Regions from separate parts of the Homo sapiens genome. Here region 2 is linked to region 1. A link is a loop called in an ENCODE intact Hi-C map of the cell type or tissue named here. Cell type or tissue: Caco-2. All regions are shown on one strand. Links, peaks and the distances in the headings refer to the core of each region. The heading gives the core; the rest is flanking DNA. Region 1 overlaps FLJ46875 (a long non-coding RNA gene). Region 2 overlaps LINC01876 (long intergenic non-protein coding RNA 1876).

Region 1 (2,925 bases), core at 195-2,694:
CTCCTTTCTCGGTGTGGCTCGTTTCCAGGCAGCCGGGACCCTTTTGCAACTTGCCCCCCTACTCGTGTTCTCAGTACCGGCCGATGGCTCCGTGGAACTATTCGGGATCCCGGGCTGCTCAACCCTAATCTGCAGCCCCGCCTTTGCCTACTCCCTGCTGCCCCCAGCTCGCCGGCGGCTGGGGAGGCGTTGCCATCAGATGCCCTGCGGCTGCCCCAGGAAGCCGCGGGCTCTTTTGCGCCGCAGCCTCGGGGAAACCTACGTGACCACCTTAAGTTTCCCCCAGATGTTGCGGCTGCCGCTGCTGCTGCCGCCGCCGCCGCTGCTCGGCGATGCCCTAGCGGGCGCGAGAAAAAAAATAAAACCAGGAAGTGGGTGGGGGGGGCGGGTTGTGGTGGCGGGTGAGGGTGTGTGAGTAGGGGGATGAGGAGGGGAGGGCGAAGAATAGCATATTAGCATGAGCTCGGTAGCGTCAGCGCCCCGTGGGCAGAAGCGATTCCATGCGAACGAAAGGGAAAAAGTGAGAGTTTGGAGAGCTGGGGAGAAGGAAGGGGGTGGGGGTGGCGGTGACGCAGGGGCGCAGGCATTGACGCACCGGCCAGGCTGGGCCCAAAATAGCAGCAACTCCAGCTCAGAGGCGCCCTCCCGGGTTCCCTTCCCCTTCCGCGAGGGAGCAGGGCGCGGCCACGGGAAGCTTTCCTTGATCCCCGCGGTGGGCCAGGCTCCCGGCCGCTATTTTCAGGCAGTCGGAAACTCAAGCACAGGCACGCCGGGGTGGCAGTTATTATTTTTTAATATAGTCCTAGGAAAACGGGGGCCGGGAGAACTTGAAGGTTGTAACCACCAGCCTCCATACACATACTCCCGTCTAAGTAGATACATTCACTCTGCACGCTTCCCCCTCCCTCATTGCCATTAAAAACACATTCAGTTTAGGTTGGGTTGAGCCTGGGACAATTTGAAAATGCCTCCCCAGAGAGCTGAAAAGTGTCCTGGAGTTCTTAAAGTGAGCTCCAAGGAAGCCAAACATTGTAATATGATGCCTTATTCTTTAATAACAACCTGTCGAGTGCGGCTTCCTGATAACAGCCTTTGTCCAAGTCTTAATGCAACCAAGAATGAAGGGTCGTTTTCACAGCAGCTTATTATAACAATTATTATTAACTGGGAATATAATTAAATATAAAATTAAATATAAATTAAAATGAGAGAAAGGGGAGACCTTTCTCATCTATTCCATCATCTGTGTAAGAGTTCTCTCCTCTTCAAAGTCCTATTCTGGTTTCTGGGAAGCTTTTACTGTTTCTTAGGAAGACACGCCGGATGTAAGACTGTTAAACTCGTTTAAACCAATTTTGAATAAGCTACTTCTTAGGCTAGGGTTTCTGTAAGGCCCGGATGAGATGGGTTGGAAAGGATTCAGCATATAGATCAGAAGTGTTTAAAAAAAAAAAAAAGGCCACGCTCAAAACCCCAGACTAGTTTTCCTCACCAGATTCTGATGGGACGATGTCTCAGTAGCACCGCCAATGTGTGTGTAATTGACTGATCCAGTCAGTAGGGGGCCTGACTCCACAACGTTCAAGAGAATCACTCACACACACACACACACACACACACACACACACACACACACACACACACAAGCTATTTACTACCTAAGCTAAACCAAAGAGAATGCTGCAGGCCCAAATATTCATATTGTGCTGGAATTCATAAATAACTAAAAATCTTTGATTCTCTTCTATTTTCTCCAAAAGGGAAACAGTTTTAACACATGGGATTAGGTTCACAAAAGATTTTCTTTATTTCCTCCTGCTCATGCTTAACTCACTGTTAGGTCACAGAAGGAAAAAATCAAACTGGTAATAAAATCTCTCATTTTATCACCAAGAAGTTCAAATTGGCATACAGTTTGGAAAAATGAAAGCATGTTTTAAAATCCTATGATTACATGTTAAATAAATTATAGTTTAGAAGGAGATTCCTGTGGGTATATTTGCTAGTACATAAGAGAATGCTTTTGTGCATAGAGATTTAATTACACATATGGAATCAAAATGTAGAATTGAACAACCTTTCAGAAAATGTTAAAACGATGCTTTAGGCTAAAAGAAACTGAAATTCTGCATTTATATGACTGTAACCCTTCAAGATTCTTGAACATAAATAGTTCAAATAAAGTATTTTATAACTCAATTAAAATGACAATAATGGCTTTTTCAGGCCCCCGCAGCCGATATAACTTTAAACTATTGCCATGTATAAATGTGTAAAGTTACCCCACAATGAAGGTCTATTTTCTTAACAGTTTTTAAAATGAGTGGGAGTAAAAATTGCACCTATCCTCTTTTGAAACCAACTAAAATAAATTAAAAAGCATTACTATTAAGAAACACTATTGGATGACCACAGAAAAACATTTAGGAAAGTAATGTTACTATATTATCTTTTATGACATTAACCAATATTAGGCAGAACATATTGGTACATGTAAACATATTTTCATTAAAAATCAACATAAATAATACATATACTCACATCTAAACCAAAGTAGTTTATTTTATGCATGGCTAGGCAGATTATACTTAATAAAATTGAGCTTTTGGCATAATTTAGAAAGCAAACATGAATGTAATCCCATAGGATTTTCTATTTTAATGCATAGGAAAGAGGCCTTTAGGGATTTATTTCACCATTCTTCCCAAATGAATTCAGAATAGACCTTACAATGCAGATATAGTGAAACAGACATACCTGTTATGCTTTACGAGTTGAGGCAACTTTAAGATTTTTCATAATAAAATTACTTTGTAGAACCTATTTTTAGCATTACAAGATATATATTTTAAATTACATTTGGACAAACTCATTCACAGCATTTGTTGCCATTGGGCAGTAAGTCACATTACTGATACAAGAAAT
Region 2 (2,925 bases), core at 228-2,727, 220 kb before region 1:
TCTTATATTTTCTTATTTTGTTCTTTAAATCAATTCACTTAAAAAAATTACCTTTTTAACTTCTTATATCATTGACAGAAACTAAAACCAGTTACCCTTGCCAGCATACAAAATACAAATTCTAGTAATGTATACCAGAAAATAAATTCCTTAATGGAACTACTTACGATTGATTGATAGTGACTGTTAACCAAAATGTCCCTTATTTGGGGATATGAGTCTATGTCAATAGGATTATTTACTTTTTTAGATTCACTGCTAATAAGTACGAAGAAACATCAAATACTGGGGGTATATGGGAGAAGAAAGTGTAAAAGATACTTGTCTTTCTTCTCTGAATAGTTGAATCCTGAGAATTAATTCCTAAACAAATGCTGTGGCATTGCTCAATAAATTTTGTGTCAAGAAACCATCTAAAGCAATCCCAGAATTGTTCTTCTTCTGAATATGTTAAATAATTTGGAACTATACAAAAAGTAGTGGGAAAGTGTTTCTTATTCATTCACAGCTATATAAAATTTCATTTGAAAAAATATTAAGATGGGTGTTTATCAAGTCTTTCAAGTGTCTTCATGGAATTTAAAATACTTTCAGTGAAGATTCTAGATGGCTATATAGCCAGGATGTTCAGATGACCAAACAGTTTTCAGCATTTGTTGGTTGTCTGAATGGAAAAATAAGGTTTGGGGCCTTATTTCCAGTGCCCTGGCTATGTGATGTCTGAACACAATAATAATAATGGCTATCATTTATTGACTATTAACTATGTATCAGGCACTATTAATGGTGCTTTACATATAACATCTTGTTTAATTCTCACAATAATAATATTATATGAATCTTACTATTAACCCAACTTTACAGTTAGAGCAAATTGCTTTCAGAGGAGTGAAGTGATTTTTCTGAGATCACACAGCTAGTATGTTGTAAAGCCATGACTTGGGCAAAAATCTGCTTCCAGACTCTCTCTTAAGCCCCAGAATGGCTGTCTGGGAATTGGAGGCTGCAGTTCTTCCTGTCTTCCTAGGGCATTTGGTTGCAGATTTTAAGCACCTGATCTTGGATGTGTATCTCACCATTCTCTTTAGGCATTTGGGTATTCTGGCCCTCAGGAACATCCTGAGGATTCTCCTGATCAGAAATCCCAAGTGCAGCCTAAGAGAAGAGAAGTATATAAGAAGAGAGTGATGGGAGAGGTTGCCATCGGCACTGATGGTCTGTAGCAAGAAAAAGAAAATCACCAACATAGTAGTCGCCTCACTCCATCACACACTTATCCCTCTCTCATTCATGTTCTTTCCCTTCCTCTTTCTCCAAAGGGCTCCCCATGTCACGTCTGCTTGTCTTTCTAGCCATGTCTACCTCTTCTCCAGATTTTGTACCAATTTAAGGAATCCTTAGTCCTGCCAGGCCTCAAGTAGTAAAAAAACTGATCATACTCACCTGGGCCCAGTGGAGGCGGCAGTGAGCTATGGTTTTACCATGGCAACTGTAGCCTGGATGACAGAATAAGACTGGTCTCAAAAAAAAAAAAAAAAAAAAAAAAAAAAGAGGAAGAAGAAAAATGACTAAATAAAAATCCCTCTGTAACTAAAAAAAAATAAAAAAAATAAAAAAACTGATCATACTTAGGCAATAATGTACCAAGAGAAGCTGTCTGTCAACATAAAAGAGTTCTATGTGTGGAGTTTAAAAATATGATAGCTGATTGTGGTGTTCATTTCACAATGTATACGTATATCAAAACATCAAGTTGTACACCTTAAATACATAAGTTTTCTATTTGTCAATTATACCTCAATCAAGGTGAAAAAATATATTAAGATATTTTAAATGATACACTTTTAATGAGAAGAATCTAAGAAGCCACATTTTTAAAAGTATTTTAATACTTATTAAAGAACATTTAATAATCCTTAATGATAGATTAACATAGAAGTCAAAGGAAAAGGAAAAAAAAGCCAAAAAGACCTGGCAGAAGTTTTCAGTTAAGTGTCCTGGGGACGGGAAGGTTTGGTGGTGGGTAGAGTTGATGCATTGATATGTGTGCTTTAACATGTTTTATAAAACAACATCATTATTTGTATTTTGAGATTTTATCCACAAAGTTCAGAAATTGCTTTATGTTTTATTTTGAAGGGGAAAAAAACCTCAAATTTGTTAAGATTTGATTTTTTTAGCTACTGATTTTGATTACTCTTGCCTTGTGACTTTATGATGTCTTTGCTTATATGTAAACAGCCAATCTGGGTTGCGTTTGAGCAAAACCTCCTACCTACAGCCTTCCCTGCTTAGCCCAACTCTGTTCTTACATATCTAACAAAACTTTCTTTGGGAAACTTTTTCTTGAAGTTTGAAAGTATGTATACTCTAACATGAATCTAACATAAAATACAAATATGAAAATTAACGCCGATAAGAATCTTTGTATCTACACAATACGCTTTAAGAGTCTGAAAGCATGTTGTCAATATTAGTCAAATTTTTTGGTAACAGTTGCATTGAGTTAAAGTTCATATACCATGCAATTTACACACATAAAGTATATAATTCAGTGGTTTTTAGTATATTCACATAGATTATCATACAATCAATTTTAGAACATTTTTGTCACCTCAAAAAGAAACTCTTGAAAAGATGCTTTTAGCTATCACCTTTCAATCTTCCTATCTACCACCAAGCCCCACCCCAGCCCTAAGCAACCACTAATCTACTTTCTATATTCATATATTTGCCTCTTCTGGACATTTTGTGTAAATGGAGTCATATAATATGAGGTCTTTTGTGTCTGGTTTCTTCAAATTAGTATAACGTTTTCAAGAATTATTCACACTGTAGCATGTATTACTACTTCATTCTTTTTCATGGCCCAATAAAATTCCATTGTATTGATATAACACATTTTGTTTTTTCATCATCAGATGA

The links. A loop is a pair of places that touch in the nucleus more often than their neighbours do. Peaks named below come from ENCODE experiments on the same cell type or tissue, not always from the same donor. Only the 100,000 strongest peaks of a DNase experiment are listed, where the experiment ranks them.
Region 2: a loop joins it to region 1, with 3 times the contacts of the local background. A loop is called at or near these places in 5 of 110 quality-filtered maps.

The regions. Positions count from the first base shown.
Region 1 is chr2:156,334,154-156,337,078 of GRCh38, forward strand. It overlaps FLJ46875 (a long non-coding RNA gene), which reads right to left. Exons shown (of 1, transcript NR_147695.1): 1 at 2,419-2,925. Among named protein-coding and RNA genes, the nearest start is that of NR4A2, 2.9 kb to the left of the region's middle. RefSeq lists enhancers at 299-1,171, 730-829. In Caco-2, for the core only: a CTCF peak has its summit at 1,525; DNase peaks (open chromatin) are centred at 518 and 1,568; H3K4me3 peaks cover 1,259 bases.
Region 2 is chr2:156,109,579-156,112,503 of GRCh38, forward strand. All of the region lies in intron 1 of LINC01876 (long intergenic non-protein coding RNA 1876), which reads right to left. Among named protein-coding and RNA genes, the nearest start is that of LINC01876, 140 kb to the right of the region's middle. In Caco-2, for the core only: no CTCF peak of the experiment used is centred there; a DNase peak (open chromatin) is centred at 1,443.